Regions from separate parts of the Homo sapiens genome. Here all the other regions are linked to region 1. The links are chromatin loops, found by intact Hi-C in ENCODE. Cell type or tissue: mammary epithelial cell. All regions are shown on one strand. Region 1 has its middle 94 kb from the start of BMAL1. Region 2 overlaps BMAL1 (basic helix-loop-helix ARNT like 1). Region 3 has its middle 7.3 kb from the start of RASSF10.

Region 1 (2,500 bases):
AAGACACATATAACCCACGCCCCTGCCATTTGAACTGACGCCACGTGGGAACCTCAGCATTCCTGAATCTTGTAGAAGCTGCCCTTGCCCTTCTTTCACGTCTTCCATTTTGAGGAGACTAAACCTGCTCTCCTTTGGCAGCCGAGGGTGTTTGGAAGTGACTCATGTAGGGAACCCACTGGTTACCCAGTAGCATGAGCACATCAGTCAAACGATTAGACCCCTGCCTCATATGTAGACCAATGACCCTGGAAATTGTTCTGTCAGACTCCTTCCAGTTCTCTGACAATCTGATAGGTGCTGGGAACACACTGCCTGGAGGTGAGTTGTTTACTTGGTTTAAGTGGTTCAGCTGAAGATTTCAACAGAGCTCTGCTGAGTTCGTACGGCAATACCAGTAGCCAGTGTTTAAACATTCATACCCCATGAAGCCAGACGATATCCAGAAATGGCACAGCTTGGAGATGCATCTTACCGAGATCACTGAGCTGCTGTGGCCTGAAAGCCCATTTAACTAGGAAGAATTATATGCAACAAAAAGCACGTTTACAAAGTCTGAAGGCTTCCTTGAGTTAGCATTTGAATGGTTGTCTTTTCTTTCATATGTGTTCTGACAAACTTTATGTTTGACTAGGTGTCTCTGTGGCTTTCTGAAATGATAATGAGTGTCAATAAATATATGGCTATATCTACATTTTAAAGTGTCAGAATAGAAGCAAATTGGAGCCAATGTGACATGGAATAAAGACTATATGAGCTTTATCACTGGACAGACCAGGTTACAATCCAGGAGCTTTGACTTATCAGCTGTGTGTCCTCGACATAGTTACTTAGCCTCCCTGAGCATGTGTCCTTAGATGTGAAATAGGAATAAGGGCACTTTATTGCCTTGTGGAGCTGTAGTAAGTGTCAACCTGGGATCAAACATTTATACATCTACTAGTTGCCTGGCATATTGAAGGTGCTCAGTAAATTGTAGATAAAAATATTTAGGATCTCATCTCATCTGAAACAGAATAAATCTGTGGATACTGGCTGCATTTACTATGAGGAATGATAGAGGGCAGACTTTACAAAGTTATGTATAAAATACATCGTCTTTCATTTTGACTTCCAAGAGGGTAGTGAGAATTCCATAAATGACTTTCTTAAATGTTTTGGCTGAAAGATGCCTCTGTCGCTACTTTTAATTTCTTTGCAGAAACTGGGGGTTTCCTGTTAGGCAAGAATTCCAGAGAAGGATATTGGGCAATGTTTAATTGACAACTTTCATCACCATGTACATGCCTGGTCCCCCAGATAATGGTGGAGCATTTTTGGCAGGTTTCTGACCACCTCTATACCTGTCATAGATTTGCTGATAAGTAGAGGAAATGAAAGATGCTGAATTTTCCTGACATCATTTCAAATTGCATCATTTGAAAACAGTATGAAGTGTATGACTAGAAGCATTACGGAATACAGAAAATCAACTTGCAGCTAACTGGCAATCAGGTTACCTCTAAATTAATGGTGGATTGGGCTGAGTGTGAATTCCATTCCACCACGAAAGAATGAATGGACATTCAATAAATATTTGTGGAACTCTGAAGACGTCCTGAAATGTAAACATTTGTTCTAGTTTACACTGCCACCTGCAGTCTTTGGGGGAACCAGCCTCACTGAATCTCCACAGCATTAAGTGTTATTTATCACTGCTTGACATTTTCAATAATTTAGAGATAAAAAACGGTATGTCTAAGTTGCTTTAGCTAGAATTTTTTGCTTACTGAAGATTTCCTACCTGTGGACTTCAACATTTTTATTTTTTAAATGAATTTATGATTATATCTTTGGCTCATTTTTCTATTTGAATCCTGACAATGTTTTTCTTAACTTCTATAATGGGCTTTTTGAAAATCATTGGTATCATCCTTTACAAAATGTAAGTGATACAGTTTTGTTAGTCTATGATTTCCTTGGCAGAGACCATAGAACATGGCAAACACTGAAAAATGTGTATTGAATTATGTTCTTTTAAGTAATCTTATATTTAAAAATACTTTTAAAAATATAAAAGAACTATGTACTTATTATTTTCAAAAAAATAAATATGTAGGCAGAGTAGAAGGATCCCCACTCAAAGGCAATCACTGTAGTTGTTACCAGGTACTTTTAATTTATTTTAATACCTGAATACTGTTCCTGCAAGTTATATTCTTATTTACCGATTTTCCAGTGCGTTCTCAGTTAGTTTTCAATTTTGCTCTATCATATACTGTTGTTACAAGAACAAAACACTAAATTATAAATATTTGTATTTACAATTGTATTGCAGTCTTCAAACCATGTGATCAACCACCTCCCTCCCACAACACACACACACGCACGCACGCGCACACACACACACACACACACACATATATATATAGTCTAAGAACAGCAAGTCCAGGGGAAGAGATTTTTGCTCTGCTGACTTGGGGGGAGTAGAAGACGTTATGAATGGCTGAAGGTAAAAGAA
Region 2 (2,500 bases), 200 kb before region 1:
AAAAGATGGATGTGATGGGAAAAGCAAACTCTTTTCACTTAATGACTTTTAATACCTTCTGATATGCTTACTAATCACCCTTCTAGGCATTATCTCTGAACCTTCATTAGCCTTCTCTCTCTGAAGAGATTATGCCCCACATGGGAGAAAGCCTATGTCTAGGTAGCTGTAGCCTCCTCTTGAGTTCCAGGCACAAACTTGGACCTCCACCAAAACTCAAATACTGGTCAACTTTTTAGAGATTTAAACAAATTTTAAACTTTTATTCTGTTCCTATCAAATTTATCTAGGATTAGCTTGTTTCACACAGTTCAGTTCTTAAAATTGACTTTATGTAAGATGTTTTGCAAGCTCATTGCAATGGAAACGAATAATGATGCCACTTACCAAGAATAGAAGAACTATCAGAATATGGATAACCTGGGTTCTCCTGAGCCTGGCCTGATAGTAGGCCACTGGAAGGAATGTCTGGAGTCCCTCCATTTAAAATCTACAAACAAAAGGAGGGAAGTGTGAAGTTTGAATCAGTATTATGAGCAATGCCAAAAGGAAAATGAAGCATGGGGTGGGGTGGGGAGAAGCTTCAAATGGCTTCAGTTTTCTATTGGATGATTTCAAACAAGGAACTGTTAGACAGACATGGTCAGAGTAAGAAAAAACCTCTCCCCCGAACTATTCTTTTCTCTCCATTTTAGTGAGCCCACAGAGGCAACTTAAAGGCTGAATAAAATCCCAAGAGCATTCAACTGCCTGGAATCATGATGCCCACATATTTCTTTAGGACCAATGCCTAAACTTCAATGAGCCCAGCTAGACGTTTCCCCTATAAGGGAATAAAACATCTTATAGTGACAGATATTTCTGAAGAAGAAAAAGTGGAGTTAACAAGCTGTGAAGAGACACAGCTCAAGGAGTCAAATGAAGAAAACAGAAGTAAATCTCTTATACTACAGGTGCCAACTTCAGTAACCTGTGGTTTAAGTTAAGACAGGCTACTGGGGAGGATTATTACTACTACTCAGTAAGAGAACTCTGTCTCAAAATCTCCCCCACTCACCCCAGCTGCCTTCCCCTGGCTGAGTCTCAAAGAAGAGCATTCTTTGAGACCTATCTGGATATACGTGAGGAAACAGTTTGGTAGCTGCTGCTTTCAGGAGCAGCAATGATTTCAGGCTTTGCCAGCAGGTGGCATTATAACTTACTTTATTTCCACAGCAACGTTTTGGTCTAGGGACCCTTTTACACTCTTAAAAAAATCATTGAGGACTCCAAAGAACTTTTGCTTATGTAGGCTGTATTTATCAATATTTACTGTATTTGAAATTAAAACTAATAGATTTCTTAAATGTAATAAACCCGCTACATGTTAACATAAATAATGAATAGTATTTTAATGAAAAATAACTATTTTCTAAAACAGTAACAAAAAATTACCAGGCAGAGTATTATCTTACATTTTTGCAAATCTAATGTCTGGCTTAATAATTTTCAACTGGATTCTCATATATGTTTTTCCATTCAGTCTATTTAGATACGTCTTGTGATTCAAGTATATGAAGGAAATCCAACCTCCCACAGATAAGTAGTTGGAAAAGGGAGGCATATTTTAATAGACTTTTCAAATAATTGTATTCTTTTTTGATACCACTTCAAAACTTGACACGTAGAAGTTTCTTAAAGGTGAGTTGCAATGTGGAATCTGAAACCATATCAATGAATGTTTTGTACTCTTTATATCTTGGCACTTAGGATGGATCTTTTACCCTTACATGATTTTGAAATACCTTGCATTGTTTAGTTACAAAATATTGGTTCACTGAGTTATGCAGATCTTCTATATATTGACACATTTCATTATAGAGCATCAAAATATCACTATTATTAATACTCCCTATCTCATCAACAACATTTTTTAAGTTTTAGGAAGATCTCAAGGTCAAAGTAGCAGAGACAAGTTTTCTAAAAATTCCAATTTTTGCTTGAAAGCTCAGATTTTATCATTGGCAACAAATGTCAGTCATTTTCCTTAAAGTGACAGGTTCACTTCATTCATTTCCAAAAAAAAAGTATTCTAAATACCCAAAACCGAATGACCATATACAATAAAAATGGTGTCCAATGAAAATAGTAGCTAGTTCAACTCACAACTTAATCACACAAGTAGTTTTTGAGACAAACATCATACTTTGGTATGCAGCACAAGTTCTGTGTACTTCTCATTTTGTCACAGAGCATTAAAAAGATGTGTGCTTGAGAATTTTATAAAAGTAATGATGGACATTTTCCCTCCCTCCCTCACTCCCTTCCTTCCTTTCCTCCTTCCCTCCTTGATAGGGTCTCACTCTGGTTGCCCAGGCTGGAGTACAGTGGCACAATCTCAGCTCACTGCAGCCTCAACCTCCTGGGCTCAGGTGATTCTCCCACCTCAGTCCCCGGAGTAGCTGGGATTACAGGTACACCACCACACCTGGATAATTTTTTTTGTATTTTTTAGTAGAGA
Region 3 (2,500 bases), 170 kb after region 1:
GATCATGCCACTGCACTCCAGCCTGGGCAACAGAGCAAGACTGTCAAAAAAAGAAAAAAAGAAAAAGAAAGTTAGGCTGGGCACAGTGGCTCTTGCTTGTAATCCCAGCACTGTAAGAGTCCAAAACGGGCAGATCCCTTGAGGCCAGGAGTTCGAGACCAGCCTGGCCAACATGGCAAAACCCTGTCTTTACCAAAAATACAAAAATTTAGTCTACATTTCAGGATAATCAGGATTTAAACTATTCTTTAGGGTAAAACTTGATAAGATAAAGATTATTTCCACAGAAGTATTTCACTTTATCTGTGAAGAAGAAATAAGGGGGAAGGAAGAAAGGAGGGATAGAGGAAGAAAGAACTAAAGAGAGAGAGAGAGAGAGAGAGAAAGTATGAGGCTAGTAGAAGAAAATATATAGAACCATATTTTTGTGACTTCATTACTTAAACAAGAACCCCAAACCACAAGCCACAGGGGAGGTGGATGCTAAATTTGACTACATTAAAAGTAAAGACATTTTCAACAACAGATACCAGGGACACAGTTAGAGATGGAGGACAGATAGAAGATATTCACACTAGCTCTAAGGTTAAAAGAAAGTAATGTTCAGAATATGTAAGGAACTTCTGAAAATCTGCCAGAAAAGTGAAACCAAAGGAAAAATGGTCAATAACAACATAGGCAATTAACAAAAGGGGGACCTAAAGAATAATAAGCAGATGAAGCTTAACTTTACTAGATTTTAAAGAAATGCAAATTAAAACAGATTTGCAAATAGTAGAAGGTTGATCAATATCAAGTGCTTGTGGGGAATATGGAAATCTTCACTCCTAGTAAGAGCCTAACCGGGTATAGCAATTTGGCAGAGCAATCCTGCAGTTCAGCACTCACATATGTCCACCGATTTCTATCTGTGTTAATCGACACCTTGTTTGAGATAGCAAGGAATTGGTGACGACCTAGATATCACTCACTAAGGAAATACAGAAAGAGACAGAATACCATGCAGGTAAAAAAATAATGGTCTAAATTTGCATATACCAATGCAGAATGCTTGCACAAACATAATGTCATGTGAAAAAGAAAGAAACATAATAAATTTTATAGCTCAATAAAGTCATATATATTAAACACAAGCATACAGACAGTTTCAGTCTACTGTCAAGGATACATATACATACACAACCATATGAACTGTGCTGGCACATTGCTCAGCCTCAGGGTTACCATTCACACAGTTTTCCATGCAAATGGTGCCCTCTGGGGAAAGATGCCAGAATACAACATGAATGGTGCCCCTTGAGGGTATGCAACATGGCAGCCTTGAATATATAAGATGGTTTGGAAGGTTGTAAATTAATACATTGGAATAGGGGCCTATCATAAGAGCAAGGAGGGAAATGGGAGTGGGAATGGGGAGGGAGGAGAACATGAAGTAAAATGAAGATAGAAAAGGGCACATGCATAAAAGGAGGATGATAGTGTGACCTGAATGAAGAAATAGGATCAACTCAATTCCGTGGTCTTAAGTTGGGGAGGGTGGACCTAAAGGAGGGATCTTGAGCTGGAAAACCAACAACCTTCACAAACCTGCTAAGAAATGTGGATTTTATCTTGAAAGCTATGGGAAATCCTAGAAGTGTCTGAAACAGGAGATTTGCATGGGAATGGATGAGAAGGGGAGAGGCTGGGGGAAGCAGGCCTTCAAAGCAATCCATGCAAGGTCTCCATGAGCACGATGGGGTCATTGTGGCCAAAGATGCATTCAGCCAGGTGTGCATACCTAATGCCACACACAAAGATCCTTGGAAAGCCTGGCACTCCCTCCTTCGACTCCTCCCACATCCTCATGTACCCAGAGGCTCAAACAGAAATAAAGCCTGTTAAAAGTGCTGGGGACAGCTCCCACCAGCACGGTCATGGTTGGTACCACCTTCCAGATGTGAGTCTGACTAGCACACAGCTGTCTTCCCTGATGGCTGAGGAGTCCACGTTGTTGACTGACTATGCACCTGCGCTTTGTAGAGCAACAACAGTCCATGGGGCATTCAGTCAAAACCTCCAAGCTAACACAGGGAGTATTCGTTTTTTAAGAATTTTTTTTCATTCTCCCAGACAGCCACCCAAATATTTACATAAGAATTTCCCCTCCTCTGTATTTTACTAAATCTTCACCTAGTAGATTTAGCAAAAGTGTGATCTTCCGAAAAGTACTCCACTTTCCTGGTAGAAATACCTGGACAAGACTTTGATCATCTCTGAAGCCTTTCCAATGGCAACGCTCTGGAGTCCCGGGGACTTTTTCTTCTGGATGTGCTGAACACTTACTGTGCGTAATGCATCAGGTGTGTGTAGCAACAAGGCACAGGTTTTGTGGTCAGGCTTGGGTTGGAATCCCGCATCTCTTACTTATGAACTGAATGGCTTTAGTTCCTTTATCTGTAAACATTGGAGATTAAAACGTTCTATCTCACAAGATTAATGCAGAGAAAATACATGTGAA

Evidence for each region. Peaks named below come from ENCODE experiments on the same cell type or tissue, not always from the same donor. Only the 100,000 strongest peaks of a DNase experiment are listed, where the experiment ranks them.
Region 2: a loop joins it to region 1, with 27 times the contacts of the local background. A loop is called at or near these places in 8 of 110 quality-filtered maps.
Region 3: it touches region 1 in a loop (7-fold over the local background); 4 of 110 quality-filtered maps call a loop at or near these places.

Annotation. Positions count from the first base shown.
Region 1 is chr11:13,182,332-13,184,831 of GRCh38, reverse strand. No RefSeq gene overlaps it. Among named protein-coding and RNA genes, the nearest start is that of BMAL1, 94 kb to the left of the region's middle. In mammary epithelial cell, CTCF peaks have their summits at 1,067 and 1,643 (motif pointing left); a DNase peak (open chromatin) is centred at 1,361; H3K4me3 peaks cover 183 bases; H3K27ac peaks cover 622 bases.
Region 2 is chr11:13,383,679-13,386,178 of GRCh38, reverse strand. It overlaps BMAL1 (basic helix-loop-helix ARNT like 1), which reads right to left. Exons shown (of 20, transcript NM_001297719.2): 19 at 388-490. Among named protein-coding and RNA genes, the nearest start is that of BTBD10, 78 kb to the left of the region's middle. In mammary epithelial cell, a CTCF peak has its summit at 1,177 (motif pointing right); no DNase peak of the experiment used is centred here.
Region 3 is chr11:13,015,337-13,017,836 of GRCh38, reverse strand. No RefSeq gene overlaps it. Among named protein-coding and RNA genes, the nearest start is that of RASSF10, 7.3 kb to the right of the region's middle. In mammary epithelial cell, a CTCF peak has its summit at 1,251 (motif pointing left); no DNase peak of the experiment used is centred here.